Linked DNA regions of Homo sapiens: region 2 is linked to region 1. Evidence: read pairs that join two places in POLR2A ChIA-PET (ENCODE). Cell type or tissue: Panc1. All regions are shown on one strand. Each heading gives the region's core, and the rest is flanking DNA. Links, peaks and the distances in the headings are about the cores only. Region 1 overlaps C3orf52 (chromosome 3 open reading frame 52). Region 2 holds the start of LOC105374042 (a long non-coding RNA gene).

Region 1 (10,815 bases), core at 1,104-9,103:
AATATAAGATGCAGATTGCAAATGTAAATTATTAAGCCATGTAAAACAATAATAGAATGTAAGATGCAGTTGCAAATATCTCCGGAAGGCACCTTGCAGAAGAATCTATGTGTGGCCTCTCCTCACGATCTAGAATTTGGGCAAGAGAGATGAAGCCAGTGAAGAAGGCAGTGTGTCTTCATGATCCAGTTTTGAGGCAAGACTCAGATGGCACAGGTAGCACACACCTACTGTGTCACAGGCTCTTCACCCTCAGGGCACATTGGAATCTCCGGGCGTTACTTCTAAAAGATACTAATTCCTCAGCTGATTCTAATGGGCAGACAGCTGAGAAGCACTGTACAGTCTATTGTTTGGCTGGGAGTGTCTGACAGTTTCATGTGCTTTTTTTTTTTTTTTTTTTTTCATTTGAGAGAGTCTCACTCCTGCCACCCAGGCTGGAGTGCAGTAGTATGCTCATAGCTCACTGCAGCCTTGACCTCTTGGGCTCAAGCGATCCTCCCACCTCAGACTCCTCAGTATCTGGGACCACAGGTGTAAACCGTCATGTCTGGCTATTTTTTTATTTTTATTTTTTGTTGTGACAGACCATTTTATAATGACATAAAGTCTGTGAATATTAATCATGTAAGGGATAGCGCTCAGCGGTCTTCCTCTTAGAGCTGAGGACAGGTCAGTGAGGGCACTAGGCTACAGGAAGAGGCATTTCCTATAGATGACGGCTGTAAAATTTTAAGCTGAGTTCCTCCAGGAAGTCATAGAGTAATTAGTGGTTTTTTTCAACACACCAGAGTCCTAATTTGTGATCTCTAAGGGACAGCATAAATAAAGGCATGAGAGGCCAAGGAGGTGCATTGACACTCATTCTATGGCTCATTTGAAACTAGATATTTCCTTTTGTGCTAATCTTTATGGGTCCCAGCTGCCTTTTATGAGGGCTGAAAATAGCACCAGGGCTTTGGCCTCAGGAGCTCTGTAAATGGGGAGATGTTTCTGTCCCCTGAGAAACTGAAGATTCTTTGTACTGGGATGTCTTTTTCCCGTGTGGCTTCCCCTGGCTTTGAAGCAGTTCTGCAGGTTTTGAGTGGGGATGAGAGGTGACCCTATCCCTGGATTCCAGAAATGCACTTAACTCAAGAGGGATTTCCTCTGTCAAGATATCCCTAGGGCCTTTAAGTGCTCCCCTCGCACCTCTGACAGGCTAGGCCTCAGAGTCAGTGTAAAGTGCACTTGGGAAATCCAACATTTGTCCCCTCATCTAGATTTTCTCAAAGTCCATTCTTAAAATTTCTGGGAGGCCTCTACAACTAAACAGCCCACAATCGTTAAATGTATATTACTTGTAGAAGGCACAGGTGTGGAATATAAGAACAGGGCAGTTTAAGAGCACCCCTCCTCTATGTGGTTTCAGTTTACGCAGGAAGATAAGGCCAGGCTCTGTTTGTTTTTGAACCTGAAACCGGACAGGGCAGTCAGTGGCAACAGCAGATGGGCTATGTGGACAGCTCAGGTATTGGAAGATCTCACTAAGGGCAGGTGGGGAGGGAGGCTTCCACCAAAGGGGAGATTTGACCTAACTCCCGAAAGGTGGGAGGCCTCAGACCAGAGGTCTGCCATGGCCTCCTCCCACCTCCCTTACAATCTGGTCCACTAGGTGCAGGTGGGGCCTAGGTATGTGTCAGTTAAAATCCTTACCCAGTGATTCTGATGTGCAGCCAGGCTTGGGCACCTCTAATTGAGAAGGTTGGAAATACAGTCCAAGTGTGGACTGACCGATTCGTTTTCTGATGGCCAGCACCAAAATAAGAATGGCAGAGAAGGCCAGTCGCGGTGGCTCATGCCTGTAATCCCAGCACTTTGGGAGGTTGAGGCGGGAGGATCACGAGGTCAGGAGATCGAGACCATCCTGGCTAACACAGTGAAACCCCGTCTCTACTAAATATACAAAAAATTAGCCGGGCGTGGTGGCGGGCGCCTGTAGTCCCAGCTACTCGGGAGGCTGAGGCAGGAGAATGGCGTGAACCCGGGAGGCGGAGCTTGCAGTGAGCGGAGATCGTGCTGCTGCACTCCAGCCTGGGCGACAGAGCGAGACTCCATCTCAAGAAAAAAAGAAAAAAAAAAAAAAGAATGGGAGAGAAAGCAGGCCAGGTGGCCAGGTGTCGGTCAGGAGCGAGTCTCCTCGAGTGCCGGCTGCTGCTTTGTGGGATGGTGAACGCTGAGGAATGACTGAGGCGCAGTTGCACCCTTTGGCCGAACTCCCAATAATTGTTTAGCAGATGCTTTGTGTCCATTATCTCTAGTTTTTGCAACAGTCCTGTGAGCTAATTTACTATTTATATATTTTAAAGCTGAGGACTTTGGGGCCTATGAGTTTCAGTAGCTTGCTTAAAGCCACCTTGCCTTTAAGTGGTATATCTTGGTTTGGAATCCAAGTGTGTTAGATACAGACACATTTTTTCCCCATTGTATTCTGTTGTTTCCCATGGTCTCCATGAAAGAATTATCTAATGGTGGAGTGGGAAGTAGGAGAAGAGTCATGGGACCATATAGGGTAAGGTGGGGGCCCCTCTGTGACACCCTCATAAACCGGAGCTCTGCACAGTGATGTGGACAAAAGGGAAAGTTGGAGAGCTTTGTGGAGACACACAGCAGGGATTGGTTCTGGCTCATCTCTCTGAATTGCGTCTTTGAAATGGACTAGTGCACACCCTGAAGGGCTGTTAGGGTTAAGTGAAATGACGCTGGTGCTCAATAAACCATAGCAGTTGTACTTGTTTTCATTGACCCCTCCTCTGCCTCACTCCAGCCTTCTCACTCCAGCTTTGCAGCTTATTTCCTGTTGTCTCTTGCAGCTGTCCTTTCATTTCCCTTCCCAACCCTTTTTTACATAGAACCTAGGCCACAGCAGTAGCCTTGTAGCTTTTTCTTGGTGTTTCCACTCTAAACCACACATGATTTTCCCTTAATTTTCAACTCGGCTCTGGTGTTTCAAAACCTTCAAGTTTCCAGTGCACACCCAATTAAGTCCAATCTATTCTGGGACAGCTATCAACACCCTCTGAGTGTGCTCCCAGCCTTTCACTCTCTCTAATCTTAACTTTCATTATTTGCCTCTGAAACCCACATTCCAGTCGGCAGGCTAGTCTGCTGGCCGGTTCCATTACGAATCCACACTTTGGATGCTCTTTCCTGGGTTTGGAATGCCTTCAAAAATCCATCTTTCAAAATCCTGCCTATCCTCCCCACTTCAGAGCCCCCAGAGGATTTTCTTGCTAACTTCTTGATGAGGTTCTGTTCTGCCTCTGATCTCTCTTTTTGAAAACTTGATTCAGTAGAGTGTTGCCCTAAGGTCAGGGTCTTGCTGCCTTCATTTCTGTGTCTCTGGCACATCCTAGGTATTCAGAACTGTCTGTTGCAACACAATGACTGCCTCACAATCTCCCTCTGCCTTTCTAGGCTAACAAGGAAAGCCCCTGGAGCTCCTGTAATAAGAATGTGGTTGGAAGATGCAAACTGTGGATGATCATCACCTCCATTTTCCTAGGTGTCATTACAGTGATCATCATAGGCTTATGTCTTGCTGCAGGTAAGAGGATTTAGATGTGAATAAATAACACATTTTAAGAACTTACTTAAGGCTTGTGACTTACACTGAAATGGAAGATGTACTCATAGCCATTTCATTATTTATAATGTGAATTTAAGACCGGCTTGGAATATATTGTATGGGTGGGAGATATGCCTGATTCTTGTGTTTTTGTTTTCTGTTGTTGTTGTATTTTGTTGTTTTATAAGCTCCAGAAGAAATATAGAAACCAGTGTTTTACTTTAAACTCTGCTCATTGGATCTTGAAGAGGTTTCTTAATGTTTCAACTTACTTAAACACTGATTTATATTTTATTTATATCCTGATACCTGTTGATTTGAATTCTTTTTCTTTTCATTTGTTTGCTAAAAATAATTATACTTCATCTGGTGTGTCTGATATATTACTATGATGATAAAATAATAAATAATGTATTTGAAAGAGTTTTAAAAAACTTTGAAGAACCATGTGTCCATAAGCTGTCATTATTTTAACTTATTGTATTTATTTATTTTTTTTTTTGAGAGAAAGTCTTACTCTGTCACCCAGGCTAGAGTGCAGTGGCACGACTTTGGCTCGCTGCAACCTCTGCCTCCCAAGTTCAAGGAATTCTCATGCCTCAGCCTCCGAAATAGCTGGAATTATAGGCATGTGCCACCACGCCCAGCTAATTTTTGTATTTTTAGTAGAGACGGGGTTTTGCCATGTTGTCCGGGTTGGTCTTGAACTCCTGACCTCAAGTGATCTGCCTGCCTTGGCCTCCCAAATTGCTGGGATTAGAGGCATGAGCCACCATGCTTGGCCCAATTTTAACTTGTTTTAGAAATGACTGTTTATTTTATTAGTGTTGTATGTGTGTATAAAACAAAAAATGTATAGAATGCTAACTATATATGACTACATCTATTCCATATATTATTTCATGTTGTTGCTTATTTTGATTGAAAAATGATATATGTTCAGTTACCCATAAAACCCATCTGTAATATTAATATTTGGTCATATTTTCTTCTAGTCTTTTGTTTAGTTGCATTTCTAAAATAATTTGAGATTAGATTTCTTTATAGTCTTGTGGACTACCTTTAGGATTTTGATATTATGTTTAGATCATTTTGCCAAGTCATTAAAAATTATTTGTGAACATTATTATTTTTATGATTTGCATGATACAGTCTTCCACATCATTTAAAGTTCTTTAGGTAGTTACCAATTTTTTAATGATTATTAGTATTCGTTAAAGTTTTTACATCCTCCAGTGGACAATCATTTCAATTCAAAATGGGAAAGAAGAAAATTGTTTTTATTTATATGTGGGGGTGATGGTAGAGAGGGGCTCGACTGAGGCTGGGATACTCCCGAGCATGATCCAGCCTTCATGCGGCATGGGTTGAGTCCAGCTCCCAGTTACAAACCCAGTCATAGAATGAGAAGAAGAAGGGGTAACTCCCCAGTCTCTCCAGAGGGAGTTCTCAGGAATTTTCCTCAGAAACTACATTTTCCATTTACCGCTTGTTTCCCCTTCTCCCAACCCCTTAATTTCCTGTCTTAGAGTTTTGTAATTCCTGAAGGAATAGGAAAACTTTGATGACATCAGCCAACCTCCAGCACATAAGTTTCCTGGCCAGGCACCATATCTACGTATTTACTTAGGGCATTGTTCAGGTGTGTTGGATGACTGTTTGAGGATATAAGCTGGTGTTAAGGTAGGAAAAAGCTAATGAAGTGTGCTGCACCTCCTCCGTCATGCTGAGGACAATAGTTTTGGTGTGAGCATTGCCATACTTCCTATTCATATCAATTCCAACACATGGATGTTGAAAATGAGGTTGAGTAGCACAATCTTGTCCTGACATAACTAGTTGGTGCTATCCTAGAAGTTGATATTTGGATCCTGTTGGCATCTGGGGCCTATCATAAAGGATGATTCAAGAGATCTAGATGGTTTAATATTCAGGATTCTAAAGCGCAAGACCCAGGATCTGTCTTCCATTCTCAAAAAGTCATCTAACCTCTTCACCTCACAAAGAGCAGTCTGCAAGAGGAAGGTATTTCACTTCCTTCCACAGTTTTTCTGGAGATGTAAAAGGTTATGGGATAATATTCAGGGAAGAATTTTTTTAACACTTGTAGTGCAAACTTTATTTTTAATTTAACTGTAAATTTGTGTTCGAACATGTCAATGCTGTAAGAGAGATTTTTTCAAACTACTTTTTAAATCAAGGAAATACTTGTATTTTACTTGGCATCTCAGCTCTTAGGTATTTGATCCTGTGGGGAGAGTCATGTTAGACGTGGGGGTGGGGGGAGATACAGTAGGTTAAAAGGGGTGGGGCAGGGGCTCCCTTCTGTGACAGTCCCAGCCTCACCTAGAGCAGTTCCGTAGGCATTTTTTGGGGATGATCTTCAATAATCAGCCACTTCCTAATTGCCAAGCCCATTAATATGAATCAGATATTTGTGGAACTTTCAAGTACTGCATGGGAAATGTTGTCTGGGGATAAAAACACTGTTGGGAGAGTCAAGGGCTGTGCCTGTGGCTGTCTGGATTTACTGGGTGACTAAGGTTCCTCAGGAACTATATTTGCCATTCATTGCCTGCTTACCCTTCTCTAGACCCCTTAATCTCCTGTCTCAAGGCTCTGTAGTCTTCAGACTGAAGCTTGGAGGCGGAAGTGTTAACTTTTGTTCTTCAGTAGGCAGGTCTTTGCAAAACTACCCAGAAAGGCTGAGGAAGCTGAGAGGCTAAAGAAAAACTGACAAATCCAGTTACTCAGAAAGAAACATTTAACAGGGTTTTAGGAACAGAAGCCATGCGTTGGGCAGCAGTGAGAGGAGATGGTGCATTCCTGCACCATTACCCCAAAGGCCCAGGGCTTAAATACCACAGAAAAAGGGTATGCATGCTTCAGAAGGGATGTGTTTTATAATTGCATAAGGGCAAGATTTATGGCATGTAGATAACGTTAAGGTTGTTTAGACCTGAGGGTGAGATTTATGGTAAGTATGTGCTCTTATACATGCAACAGTAGATGAAATAGAAATCTTAGAGGCATTTCCAGAGCTGGGATTAATCAGAAGTTAATACAGTGAAATAATAACTAAGACGGAATTTCTTTAGCCTTCAAAACTGTGCAGTTGGGGTGGACATAAAATGGGACAGTGAAAGCATCTCAGAACAGAAAGTTGGGGAGGGGACACCTGGGTACCCAGGGCAGGGTGTCCAGTGGGGAGTTATATTTTTTCACTCGAATTAAGAATTGTCAGCATGTGGTGATAATAAAAGCAGACCAACTTGTAGTAGGTTTTATTATTGCTGCTCATTCTCTACAGACTGTGCAGCCTTCATTGCCTGTACATGGGTTGGGCTTGCCCACTACTCTTCCCTTGTATGCCATTGAAGAATGACAAATTCAGGATCATGGCTTAGCTTAAAGCACTGAGTAGGGGCTTTGTATGTGCTAGGGAAAAGAGGCTACCTGTCCACCAGACTCACAATCGACATGGAAATTTTTTTAATGTCCATTTTTATGAGTGGAACCCAGGGAATTCTGTTATTTGAGACTCTTTAGGGAAAAGGTATTAATGGATTCTTTCCTTCCTCATAAGGAATTATAAATTTCTTGATTTGAAAGGTACAGAAACAAAAGCCTTCATCTTTTTCTCAAAGTCATTTTCTTTCTGGATAATTTGGAGGATCAGTTGAGTGTTCTCAAGGGTTCTCCTTTCTTCAATAATTCACCCTAGTCATGGAGAGGTGAGACCCTGAATAACACTTTACTAATGAAGTTTTGGTTGGGGCAAAATATTTTAAATATTTCAAAAACAAAACTGTGACAAGTAGGTGGATGCTTAGAAACATGATTTAAATTGATAACATCCTGGAGACCCTCATGTGATATCCCCCAACATTATACCCCAGATTCTTGCCTGACCCTAATCTCTTAATTTATACACCTTTTATGAGTAGGAACGCTGTGGTACTGAGATATAAGCAACGACTTCCTAAGTGACGTTGTGTTGAGTGGATTTGTTTGCCTTTCAGTTGTGAATAAGAGCTACATTTTATGATGTCATGTGGTTCTGGCAGACTGACAGTTTTCACAGGGTAATGCTCCCTGGTGTAGGGTGACTCATGGGAAAATCCTAGGCAGACAGCATTAACAAGCTATAAGCTGCCAAGGTCCTTTGGGGCAGGAACATGAGAGCAGTGCTAGACCCAGTACCTTGAAATTTCTTTCCATTTTCACCTGTTTATCTTTTCTTCAAATCGCTGATGTTTCTCTACCAAGATGGACACCCTTACCTGTGGTCTCCATATAATATCTTTCAGCTTCCTCTGACCCAGAGATCTTCAGATATCTCCTCCTCTCTCTAAGCATCCTCAGGTTCTTCTTAATTTATGCCTAGTGTTCCATTATTGGAATGCTAATCATGTAGAAGTTATTTATATCTTACTGCTCAAGGTCATCACCAAAGTCTGAATGCAAAAATTCGAAAAGTTCAACCTCAGGTATAAATGGGTTAACTCTTCAAATGCACTAGCATCCTCTCTCCTTCAAAGCAATCTTCCATCAGGATTCTTGCTACTTCATTTAGATATGTGTTTTTCTCTCCCTTCTTTCACTGGCACACTTCCAGAAAGAAAGGTCTGCATTTGAATCTTGCCTCCTGCAGACTCCCAAACCTCTTGTATCTATTGGTTCCCAATTTTTCTTCCCAAGATTACTAGCAATTGTCTGATCGTGGAAGCCAACATTTCTCTGTCTCCTGCCTTATTGTCAGCTTTTAGCTCTGCCAACTTCATTATACTCTTCTGAGTCTATAGAACTCCTGGACTTTAGGTTGATTTTGCTATTTTTGCTCTTGGCATCTGCATTGTGGGTTCATGAGGCTTCTCTTCAGCTTCGTGACTTTTCACATTCTTCATTCTTTTTCTTGGAGAGCTCATTCACTCCCAGGACAGCAGCCATGCCTCCAAGAAGGTGACTCCTAGATCTACATCTGTACAATTTTCCTGAGTTTTGGAAGTACTCTTGGCTAGAGATATTTATCTAAAAATAACTGTCATCATCTCAATTATTATACATGTGAAACTACCATTTGTTTGTATGCTATTTTAGTCTGCTTGGGCTACTATAACAGAATATCATAAACTAGGTAGCTTATACATAACAGAAATTTATTGCTTACAGTTCTGGAGGCTGGGAACTCCAAGATCAAAGTGTCAGCACACATTTGCTGTCTGGTGAGGGCACACTTTTTATTTCGTAGATCATGCCTTCTAGCTATATCTTCTATGGTATAAGGGGAAAGGCAGCTTTCTGGGCCTCTTTTATAAGGGCACTAATACCATTCAAAAGTGCTCTCCCCTCATGATCTAATCACCTCCCAAAGGCCCCACCCTCTAAGACCATCTGATATTGTTTGGATTTGTGTCCCTGCCCAAATCTCATGTTGAATGATAAGAGGGGCCTGGTGGGAGGTGATTGGATCATGGGGGTAGATTTCCCCTTTGCTATTCTCATGATAGTGTGTGAATTCTCATGAGATCTGATGGTTTAAAAGTGTGTGGCTCTTTGTTGTTTGCTCTTTCTCTCTCTCTCCTGCTCCCCCATGGTAAGACATGCTTGTTTCCCCTGAGCCTTCTGCTATAATTGTAAGTTTCCTGAGGGCTCCCATCCTTGCTTCCTGTTAAGCCCGCAGAACTGTAAGACAATTAAACCTCTTTTCTTCATAAATTGCCCAGTCTCAGGTAGTTCTTTATAGCAGTGTGAGAATGGACTAATACACGCTCACATTGGTGGTTAGATTTCAACATATGCATTTTTCGGGGAGACACAAACATTCAGACCATAACATATCCTTCATCCCAATTTGTTCATCTTTTCCCCATTCACTCACCCTTTATATAAGACCAAGTTTATTTTAGTTCTGCTACTATCCAATTGTGTAACTTTAGGCAAACTTGTCAAGCCTCTGGGCCTGTTTTCCCATTTATAAAATGTAAAGGATTTCGGAATCTGAGTCTATAAATATACCTTGACCCTAATACATGCTAATTCATTGACCTGAACAAATTATGCATTTTCTCTAAGCCTCAGTGTCTTCATTTAAAAATGAAAACAACAATATTTAACTCATTGGGTTAATGTGAGGATTATGTGAGGAAAATATATTCATAAGGTGCATAGTAGAATGTTTGCACGTCATACTTAATACAGTAGCTATTATTCTTCCTGTTCCTGGGCTTGATATCTTGGAAACCTTTTTGATTTCTTCTTTCTCATATCTAGATAATGGCCAAATCTTACCAGTTATTCCTTGGTAGTGTCTTGATAGCAACTTTCCCACTTACTACAAGGCACCATGCAGGATACTTTATGCATGTTGGTTTTCATCTTTACTATCACCTACATTGTAGGTGTTGATATTTCTGTTGGAGAAGTAGCTTCAGAGATTTAAGTGACTTGCTCAAGGTCACCTGGCTAACAAATAGCCAACAGGAGTTCAGACTGAGTCTGGCTGCCTTTAAAGCCAGCTCTGTTTCTACTATCCTGGGCTTTCTCATTAATTTTTTCTTTTTGTTCCTTCTGCTGTCAGTCAAATCAGTCTGTTCCAAACTTGTGCCTGTTGGCCTCTCTGCCTCATCTCTCCTCGTTTCATTTATCCCATCCATGACCACCCGATTAACCTCCATTAAACACCAGCCTCTACTTTCTTCGTGGGCGATGTTTAACAACACTCCATTACCCCTTGAAGGTATCTGGCGTTTAAGGGCTCTCTCTCTAGCTTAATTTCTTATATTCTAGCCAAAGAACTGTTTTCATGTTCCTTCAACATACAACACATGTTTTTGTGATTTTTAAAAATATGTTTTTTCTACACGAATAAGTATAGCCCAGATTATCTCATTAGTGACATAAAAACTCTCCTGACTGAGTAAGCCTGTCGTTGTTACTATTGTTATTATTTTGACACACACAACTATTTAGATAGGTCTTGGTACAGATTCATGATTTGAATGATACACATTAAATATGTGTCAGAGCTATTATGGGAGGCCTGTTTTCACACTTGGCATCTCTTCTCAGTGTCCTTGAGTTTAGCAGTTATTTGAACCTTGTATCTATCCTCTTGGCATCCCCTATTGTTTTCTGAGGCATTGATATCTATTATGGAAATCTACATGGTGGGTATAGAGCTCAAAGATACCCATTGAAATATTATT
Region 2 (10,815 bases), core at 1,904-9,903, 210 kb after region 1:
AGTTTTCCTGTTTTAGGCTAACTTGTCCAAGAGGCAGCAACAGGCACAGCCCAGACCTAGGAAAAGTCTTGATAATATTATCTAATGTGCTCTGGAGACTCTCCCAGCACCCCCTCAACACAGGGAGAAGAAAAACAAATTTTCCTTTGCTTTATGGAATGAGTTTATAGATTCTTGTTGTCTGTAACTAGTGATTTTAAGTATTCTGTTTTATCTAAGAAGTACAAAAAAAGTCATGAGAAGCCTGAGTAGGCCTGAACTACAGCTGCCTGGGCCCCACAGTGAAGGTTATAGGATAAGCCCCTGCACAGGCAAACCTAGATAAGGAACATCTGGGTTGCTTGGCAACGGTCATATGCAATCCTGTCTTTGTCCTGCCTCTGGATCCCTCCTTTCATGCCACTGTAAGCTTGCTTCAAGCTAGCCCACCCCGTTTTGTGAAGTGTGTATGAAAGTCAGGTGCTGTCTTTGTTCTGGGCCCAGCCTTTTGGACATGAGTCAGCTGGGCCTGAGTGCACTCAATAAAGATTCTCCTGTTTCAACCCAAGGTCTCTCTCGTCCTCCTGAATCCCGCAACATTTCTGGTGAGTCAGCCAGGAGGCCGTGGAGAGGACAGGTTGGCTGTCTCCTTTGCCTGTAGGTGGTCTGGGGCCCCAGCAGTGGGAGACCTGTAACTTCAGGCACCACTGGAAGAACTTAAGCCCAGAGAAGGAAACGGCTCTTCCACTCCCCAGCGCCCCTCCCCAGATGGTGCATCAGAACCTGGAGGGTTGCAGGACAATCTCAAGAGCAGCAGGCAGACATCTGAACCGTGGTAAGGTTTTGGGGCCCAAGGCAGGGAAGCCCGTCCCCTAAGGACAAAGGGGAGCTTGATCACTTCCCAGGGAATGACCACTAATCCAACCCAGAGCGGTTGGGGGCGGCAGGAGAGTCTTGCCCATTTGGATGAACCTCTTGTCCCCACTAACAAAGTGAAAGTGGTTCACTGGATCTGGAGACAGGAACTGGAAAAGGGGAGGAAATGGGCCAATAGAGCGGCAAGTGCAGCAAGGTAGAGATTGCTGGCAGGGTGGCAAGAGTGGCTTGCCACCCCAACTGGGAGTGTGTGGGTGCATGTGAACCCACCCGGGACACGAGAGACACTTGTTTCATCTGATGAGGAGTCCCGGGGCAGGGGAGGTTTGTGAAAGTGTGTGAAAGAGACGGTTCCGGGAGAAACCAATGTGAGGAGTGACATGCAGGGGGCTGCAGGTCTCTTAGTAGAGGCTGTATGCTCCGAGCAACATATAGGACCAACTGGGTCTGATCAGCCTAAAAGGAAAGGAAAAGGGAGTGTGCTGAGCCTTGAAGGGAGAAAGGGAAGACTGAATGTGATGCATTGTTACTGGGAGGAAATGGGAGGAAAATCCTCAAAACCCACCCCCTTGGAATGCATGCTAAAGAACTTTAAAAAAGGCGTTGCGGGAGATTAAGGAGTCAAGTTAACCCCTCAGATGCTGAAAACTCTCTGTGAATTAGAATAGCCCTCTTTTAGTGTGGCTGCCTGGCCCAAGGCACTATAGATAAAGAAATTGGCCATGTGTTTTAAGGTGGTGACTAGGGTGGGAGGACAGCCAGGACATTCAGACAAAGACTTTATATTTACTCATGGCTAAATAGATGCAGCCCTGCCTAGCAGTTTATTGCAGAATGCTCGCAGCTCAAGCCAAGAGAAATCAGCTGCGCTGGCAGCTACAGAGTTAAAAGGAAAGTCACAGGGGCTTGTAGCACAGCCGAGCCAAAAGTGAAGGTAAAAATCAGCTGCCCTGGCAGCTATAGAGACAAAAGAAAAGTCTCAGGAAAGGCAAAAAAATTGGTTTTGCAAGAATAACGGGACAATCTACCCCCCCTTTACCAAGCCTAACTGCCCCTAAGAAGTTAAGTTCAAACCAATACATGTTCCCAGTCTCACCCGAGAAGGAGAAATCAGAGCTCCAGGAAGTTAAAGTGAAAGATTTGAAAAGTCAGGCAGGCTATCTCAGGTCTGTCCGTGCCCAAGTTATGCTTATACCTCTTAAGAGGACAAGTGGACCCCCACTAGGACCCAGATGATGCAGTCCAGCTTCTGTGCCTGCAAAGATGCAGAGAAGCACTTCTGCAAAGGCTAAAAGATGGTAGAAGAGAAAGGCAATCAATATAGAAAAAATCTCAGAGGTGCTCCAGGGTACAGATAAAAGCACCAGCCAGTTTTATAAAAGACTTTGTGACGCATTTTGGTTGTACACTCCATTTAACCCCGAGGCTGCTGAAAATCAGCGCATGGTGAATATGGCGTTTGTAAGGCAAGCCCAGGGAGATATCAGGCAAAAATTGCGGAAGTTAGAAGCTCCGCAGGCGTCAATGCCACTCAGCTTATTAAAGTGGCTACCAAGGTGTACATTAACCGAGATCAGGAGGCAAAAAAGGAGGCTGATCATTAAGAAAGGCTAATTTGCTAGCAGCAGCCCTTAGAGGAAGAGAAGCTGACTTTGCAAGGAGGCTTGGACGCGGGCATGAACGTAGTCGTGGAAGAGGCTATTCTGGACAAGAATTTGAAGGCCTGCCGAGGCTAAAGAGAGATTAATGTGCACGGTGCAAAAGGAAAGGACACTGAAAAGATGAATGTCAAAAGAATAAGGAAAATGGTTAGGGCGATGGTATAAGAAAATCACCAGCCAAGGGCTACTGCACCCAGGAGGAACCCAAGACCTTCTGCACCTGCTGTAAAAGGCAGGATATAAAGTGTCAGGAAAAAAGACTCAAATCTGCTCTAAAAGTGTCCAGTATTTAAGCTTTTACATAAGCCAAGAGAAAAGATGGCTTAGTAGTGAACAAAAGCAGGCTGTTTATGCACTTCCTACTCCAACCACCAGGCATCAGATAAAAAAGTTCCTAGGGGCAGCAAGGTTCTGCCGCATTTAGATCCCAAATTTCTTGCTCATGGATAAGCCATTATACGAAGCCACAAAGGGGAGGAAAGAAGGAGCCCCTTCTCTGGAAGGCCAACCAGGAAAAGGCTTTTAAGGAAATAAAAAAAAAAGCCTTGACTCAGGCCCCAGCTTTAGGGTTACCAGATCTAACTAACTAAGCTTTTCTTCTTGTATGCCCACAAGTGAAAGGGACGCCATAAAGGTTCTAACTCAAGCCATAAGGTCATGGCATCACCCGGTGACATACTTATCCAGCAATTAGATTCTGTGGCACTTTGATGACCTCTTTGTTTTAAAGCACTAGCTGCCACTGCCCTACTGGCGCAGGAAGCTAATAAACTGACTTTAGAGACTGTGAATACCCTAAAGGAGCTCCTAAAGGAGCAAGGAGCTACCTTGCTCCTTCCTCATCAAGTCAGTGCCAGGAGGCCCCCTTCATTGCTGTATGGACGTGGTAGATGAAGTGTTCTCAAGCCGGAGAGATTTGACAGATCAGCCCCTCAGGGACCCGGACATTGAATATTTTACTAATGGAAGCAGTTTCATACTAAAGGGAGTCTGCCAAGCTAGATATGCAGTGGTAACTTTGAACTCAGTAGTAGAGGTGCAGTCTTTGCCTACAAGAACTTCTGCTTAGAAAGCAAAGCTAATAGCTCTCTGGCTAGCAAAAGACCAGAAGGCAAATATTTACGCAGATTCCAAATATGCTTCTGCCACTTTGCATGTTCATGAGTCTATTTACAAAGAAAAAAGAAGACTTTTAGCTGCTGGAAGTAAAGAAATAAAGTACAAGGAAGAAATTCTACAGCTCTTAAATGCTGTATAGGCCCCCAAAAAGGTAGCAGTAATGCATTGCAAAGGGCACCAAAAAGCAAGAACACTGAAGGCTAAAGAAAACAGAAAGGCAGACAAAGAGGCAAAGCAGGCTGCAGTGACAACTCCACCTTGTAAAGAAGCCTTAGCTATACCTTTCCTCCTGGAGATTCCCTTCCCAGAGATCCCAAGCTACACTCCAAATGAAAGGGCTTGGTTTGCCCAGGAAAATAGAAACTACATTGAAGGAGAATGGTAAAAAATCTCCAATGTGAGGCTAGCCATACCTGAAATGGTGGCCCCTAGATTTGTAAAACAGTTCCACCAAGGAACTCACATTGGAAAAAAAAAAAAAAAAAAAAAAAAAAACCAGCACTGAAGACATTATTAGGGCATCATTTTCTGTGTGCCATGGCTCATTGCTATTACTCAAGTCATTTATAAACAAACAGTGTTTAACTTGTGTTCAGAACAATCCACGACAAGGGCCTACGCAGCCCCTGGGAGTTCAGAAAACAGGAGCCATACCCTGTGAAAAACTGCTCATGGACTTCACCGAATTGCCCTGAGAGGGGGGCTATCAGTACATGTTGCTGTTCATTTGCACCTTTTCAGGATAGGTCAAGACCTTCCCCACCCAGACAGAGAAGGCACTAGAGGTGACCAACATGTTGTTAAGAAACATTATTCCCAGATTTAGACTGCCTCTAACTCTAGAATCAGACAATGGACCAACATTTGTGGCTGAAATAGTTCAGAACTTAACTCGATTATTAAAAACAAAGTGGAAATTATATACAGCCTATAGGCTGCAGAGCTCAGGTAAAGTGGAGTGCATGAACTGGATACTCAAACAGCTGCTGAAGAAATTTTGCCAAGAAACTCATCTAAGTTAAGATCAGGTCTTGCCCATGGTCCTCCTCCGAGTAAGGTGCACCCCTACCAAACAAACTAGGTATTTGCCCTGTGAGATTTTGTTCACCCAGCCACCCCCCATCATAAGTCAGATTAAAAGTGATTTCTGTAAACTAGGAAAACTAACTTTAAAAAGGCAAATGCAGTCTTTAGGTATGACCATGCAAAAAGTTCATGGCTAGGTATAGAAAAAATGCCTATAAGTCTGACAGACCCCCAATACACCCTTTTAAAACTAGGAACCTTAGTTAAGTTAAAAAATAAAATCCAACCACTCTAGGACTCATATAGGATAGGCCCCATTCTATAATCTTGTCTACTCCCACTTATGTTAAAGTTTCAGGAATCATGCCTTGGATTCACCACAGTCGGCTAAAACCAGCAGCCCAGGATCAGTGGATCAGTCAATAAGACCCAGACCGTCCAACCCGGCCAATCCTGCGACAAGACCACGTAACTAGTAGAAATAACAGCAGCCCTGCTGTGGCCACTCCGGAGGCTGGCCAGTCTATGCACGGCAGAAGCTTGAGGAAAACTGTAAGCCCTGCTCTAGTCACACAACTGGAAACTGACTAGTCTACGCATGGCCAAAGCTTGAGGAGTCATCATCAAATGAGTAGATGTGAATACAAATTTTACGTTTAATTACTATCTTAGTATTACTAGTTGTTTTATTACTATGCTATCATTATTGCCAATCTGTCTGTCCAAGGGAGAACTCTTTCTGTCCATGTTTAGTATAAGAATATTACTTTTTGCCTTGGCTTCATTTGCACCTAAGTCTATACAAAAAGAAAAGCACATAGATAGTTGCCATCAGTGCGTGCACACTACATAAATAAGAAACACAGTAGTTAAGACTTTATTGTACCATACATACTATGAATACACAGAAACCCCTCTGGAGACTTGTATGTACAACCAAACCACCTATTCATTCTGTGACCCGAGGAATAGCCAGTCTTATGTATGCTAGAACCCTAAGCTTTTATCTAGGACCTGGTTTAAGATTTGAACTGGGTCAAGGAAAGGAAGTCTCTTAAACCAGACCAAAGTGTCTCTCCCACGAAGAAGTCAGATCTTTATATTTTAATGTTTGCCGGATAACATCCTTAGGCTCACTCTTTCCCATAATCCACAGTTCCACAGAGTACTATAGTATCTGTTTGCACAGTTGGCTAAAAACATAGCTAGACAAACTACCACTCAGCTAATGGCTTTGTGTAAATATCAACCTTTGCTCAAAGAAGAAAACTTGTCTCTTCATGGAAAATTAAGTAATATTGAGGCCTTCTAGTAAACTCTTTTATAAAAGGCCTCAAAGCGGGGAATGAAGCGGGAAATTAAAAAAAATAATAAAATTAAAAGAAAGAGAAATAAGTTTTCCTGTTTTAGGCTAACTTGTCCCAGATGCAGCAACAGGCACAGCCCAGACTCAGGAAAAGTCTTGATAATATTATCTAATGTGCTCTGGAGACTCTCCCAGCACTCCCTCAACACAGGGAGAAGAAAAACAAATTTTCCTTTGTTTTATTGAATGAGTATATAGATTCTTGTTCTCTTAACTAGTGACTTCAAGTATTCTGTTTTATTTAAGAAGTACAACAAAGGTCATGAAAAACCTGAGTAGGCCTGAACTAGAGGTGCCTGGGCACCACAGTGAAGGTTATAGCATAAGCCCGTGCACAGGCAAACCTAGATAAAGAACATCTGGGTTGCTTGGCAACGGTCGTATGCAATCCTGTCCTTGTCCTGCCTCTGGATCCCTGCTTTCATGCCACTGTAAGCTTGCTTCAAGCTAGTCCACCCCGTTTTGTGAAGTTTGTATAAAGTCAGGTGCTGTCTTTGTTCCGGGCCCAGTCTTTTGGACATGAGTCAGCTGGGCCTGAGTGCACTCAATAAAGATTCTCCTGTTTCAACCCCAGGTCTTTCTCATCCTCCTGAATCCTGCAACAGTGTTAGCTTCATAAGTATTTATTTTACAAAATAGTAAGCTAATGTTTGAACACAATTTCCAAGATAAACCACATTTTCTCATAAATAATGTAGTCTTTTTATCAAGCACCTCAAGGTATAAAAAATAATTTTAGTTTGAACAGATCTCTTGGAATGTGTTTAACCTTGTATTTCAACAGACTTAAGATTTCCAGGGTTTCACAAGGGCCAGATTTTTTTTGAATTACTCAGAAGAGAAAGAAAATGTCTTCTGAAAGAGGTGAACTCAATCATTACGAATAGAAAAATATCCACCGTATTTATCTCTTATAGAAACAGAGAAGGATAACATTTCCCTCCTTCAAATTATATATATATGTTATATAATATTATATATATAATTTAATATAATAATATATTAATTACATATTTCTATATAATTATAATAATATAATATATTATATATATTATACATAGCTCAAACTTCATTGTTTGTGGTCAAATAATAAAATCTGGAAGCCAGCATGAAACCCTATAATTCACATGTTAAAATGTTGAAACTATGACCAAAATATGAAACTCCTAGAGCTATCAGAAAGAGACAAGACAAAAAGTTTTATTGTATGTGTATAAACTAAAAGTGATAATCTCAAAAATCTTTCAAAATTATAATTATTACCTTCCAATATAAAAACTAGTTCTAAATTTTAGAAAATCTATACACAAATTACTGATTTGCTCAGACCAACAAAAAGTCAGCAGTAACCAGAACCCAGAGGAGCTGATACTCACAGTTCTTACATGTACGACTTTTTAGAAATCATCTATAAAATACTTTATTTTACAACCTGCTTCTCCTGTAAAACTAAAGGTCCATTTAATTATATAAAAGTTGTATACAGTGTTAAAACCAGAGCTGTATTTAAAATACTGCATCACAATGTTTCTAAATAGTCAGTCTTGTTCCATTGATTCATCTGTGACTTCAGTGGCTTTGCCATAATTTTCCATGGATGGTTCTGAGAGAATCTGTAAATCATTTCTAGATTACTTATAATACCTAATACAATGTAAATGCTATGTAATGTTGTGATACTGTATTGTTAGGGAATAATGACAAGAAAAAAAAGTCTGTGCCTGTTCAGTACAGACACAACTAACCATTTTGTTCCCAAATATTTTTTATCTACTGCTAGTTGAATCCAGAGATGTAGAACTCATGGATATGGAGGGCTGACTGCATGTAGTGAATGTCTTGTAGACAGCATAAGATTTTTTTGAAAAAATGTAGTCTGGGCTGGGTGTGGTGGCTCACGCCTATAATCCTAGCACTTTGAGAAGCCAAGATGGGCAGGTCACCTGAGGTCAGGAGTTCAAGACCAGCCTGGCCAACATGGTCAAACCCCGTCTCTACTAAAAATACAAAAATTAGCTGGGTGTGGTGGCACGTGCCTGTAGTCCCAGCTACTCAGGAGGCTGAGGCAGGAGAATCGCTTGAATCCAGGAGTTGGAGGTTGCAGGGAGCTGAGATTGCGCCACTGCACTCCAGCCTGGGCGACAGAGTGAGACTGTGTCTCAAAAAAAAAAACAAAAAAAAACAGAAAGAAAATAAATAAAGAATGTAGTCTGGCAATTACTTTTAATTGGTATACTTAGACCATTCATTAGAAGGTGATCATTGATATAGTTGGATTAATATCTGCTATGTTTATAACTGTTTTGTTGTTTACCCTTGCAATTTGCTTCTTTTTCATACTTTCCCTAGCTTCTCTAGTTTTAATTAAGTATTTTATATGATTCAATTTTCTCTCCTCTCTTTGCACACCCATTAGACTTCTTTTTAAAAACATTTTAGTGGCTTTCCTAGAGCTTGCAAGATACATTTACAACTAATTGTAATCTACTTTAAAATAACACTATACAATTTCATGAGCATTGTGGGTACTTTATAACAGAGTATTCCCAGTTTCTCCCTCCTATCTTTTATAATATTTTTGCCATTTATTTTATTTATCCATATGCTATAATTACACAGTGTTTTGTCACTGTTATTACTTTGAACAATTAGATCAAGTATGTAAAAAATAAAATATCTTGTTTTACCTTTATTTATTCTTTTCTGATGCTTTTACTTTTTTATGTAGATTGAAGTTTTCTATCTATATTATTTTTGCTCTATCAAAACAGCTTCTTTTATACACACACACACACATTTTGGCACAGCAAGTCTGTAGGTCTGCTGTCAATGAATTATTTGTCTGAGAAAGTCTTTATCCTTCACTTTTAAATGAGAATTTTAGGTTGGTGGATTTTTTTTTCTTTAAACACTTTAAATATTTTACCCCACTCTCCCCATGCTTGAATTGGTTTGATGAGAAATTCATTGCAACTCTTATTCTTTTTTCCTCTATAGGTAAGATTTATTTCCTCTCTCTTATTTCAAGATTTTCTCTGTCTGTTTTTCTGAAGTTTGAACATAATGTAGATTTTTTTTTTTGGTGTTTATTCTGCTTGATGTTATCTCAGATTTCAGAGTCTGTGATTTCATGTTTGCCATTAATTTTGGAAAGTTCTCAGCCATTATTCAAATATTTCTTCTCCTTAATTCTCTCTCCTCCTTCTGGTATTCCAATCGTGCATAAAAATTATTTGAAAATAATTTTCTCACCATTTTTGGATATTTTATTTTTCCCCCTTTATATTTTACTTCGGGAAATTTCTATTGAAATATCTAGAAGATATCTAGAAATATCTAGAAGCCACTAATTCTTCCCTTGGCCATGTGCAATTTATTGATGAGCCCATCAAAGACTTTCTTCAATTTGTTACTCTGTTGTGATTATCATTATTACTATCTCTTGCATTTTCTTTTTATTGCTTCTTAAAGTTTCCATCTCTCTGCTTATATTATCCTTGTCCATTGTCTATTTTTTCTACCCAAGTCCTTAATATATTAATCATAGTTATTTTAAATTTCCTGCTGGATAATTCTAAAGTTTGTGTTTTATCTGAATATAGTTTAATGTTTGCTTTGTCTCTTCAGACTGCCTTTGTTCTTGTCTTTTTTTTTTTTTTTTTTTTTTTTTTTGAGACGGAGTCTCACTCTGTTGCCCAGGCTGGAGTGCAATGGTGCAATCTTGGCTCTCTGCAACCTCTGCCTCCCAGGTTCAAGTAATTCTCTTGCCGCAGCCTCCTGAGTAGCTGGGATTACAGGTGTGCACCACCACACCTGGCTAATTTTTTTTGTATTTTTAGTAGAGATGGAGTTTCACCATGTTAGACAGACTGGTCCTGAACTCCTGACCTCGTGATCTGCCTGCCTCGGCCTCCCAAAGTGCTGGGATTACAGATGTGAATCACTGCTCCTGAACCATTCTTGTCTTTTAACATGCCTTGCAATTTTTTGTCAAAGGCCAGACATGATACATGAGGTAATAGAAATTGAGGTAAATAGGCTTTTAGTGTGGGTTTTATGCAAATGTGGCTAAAAGTTGGGTTGCATTATTGTTTACTATAGCAGCAGGTGTCAAGGGCTTCACATATCTATAGTTTCCTTGTTTTTTTCTTCCCCATTTTCTTTGAATATCTCTAAGAACTGCTTATTAATTAGAGTCTGAGACTTGCAAGTATTTCAGCTATAATCCAATGCTATTATACTAGAGCTCTATTGATGGTGGTAAGGAATTGTGGAGAGAAAGCATTCTAAAATCTTATGATTAATTCTCACTCTTTTAGTGGGCCTGTGTACCTTGGCTATAGGCTATTGAGGTGGGAAATTAAAGAAAAATAAAATTAAAAAGAAAGAGAAAAAAGTTTTTCTGTATTAGGCTGATTTGTCCCAGGGGCAGCAACAGGCACAGCCCAGACCCAGGAAGAGTCTTGATAATATTATCTAATGTGCTCTGGAGACTCTCCCAGCACTCTCTCAACATAAGGAGAAGAAAAACAAATTTTCCTTTGTTTTATGGAATGAGTTCACAGATTCCTGTTCTCTGTAACTAGTGACTTCAAGTAATCTGTTTTATCTAAGCAGTAGAGTGAAGGTCATGAGCGTCTGAGCAGATCTCAGTTACAGTCACCTGGGCGCCATAGTGAAGGTTATAGGATACGCCTGTGCCTAGGCAAACCCAGATAATGGACATCTGGGTTGCATAGCAATGGTTATGTGTAATCCTGAGTTATGAACCTGTTACAATTTGATTAA

The links. ChIA-PET counts read pairs that join two places held together with the same protein. Peaks named below come from ENCODE experiments on the same cell type or tissue, not always from the same donor. Only the 100,000 strongest peaks of a DNase experiment are listed, where the experiment ranks them.
Region 2: POLR2A ChIA-PET joins it to region 1 with 12 read pairs; 2 of 35 experiments call an interaction of 5 or more read pairs at or near these places.

Annotation. Positions count from the first base shown.
Region 1 is chr3:112,089,904-112,100,718 of GRCh38, forward strand. It overlaps C3orf52 (chromosome 3 open reading frame 52), which reads left to right. Exons shown (of 6, transcript NM_024616.3): 2 at 3,457-3,586. Among named protein-coding and RNA genes, the nearest start is that of C3orf52, 8.9 kb to the left of the region's middle. In Panc1, for the core only: no CTCF peak of the experiment used is centred there; a DNase peak (open chromatin) is centred at 7,678; H3K4me3 peaks cover 461 bases; H3K27ac peaks cover 4,549 bases.
Region 2 is chr3:112,301,901-112,312,715 of GRCh38, forward strand. It overlaps LOC105374042 (a long non-coding RNA gene), which reads left to right and starts at 578. Exons shown (of 5, transcript NR_147411.1): 1 at 578-814. RefSeq lists an enhancer at 225-1,097. In Panc1, for the core only: no CTCF peak of the experiment used is centred there; no DNase peak of the experiment used is centred there; H3K4me3 peaks cover 269 bases.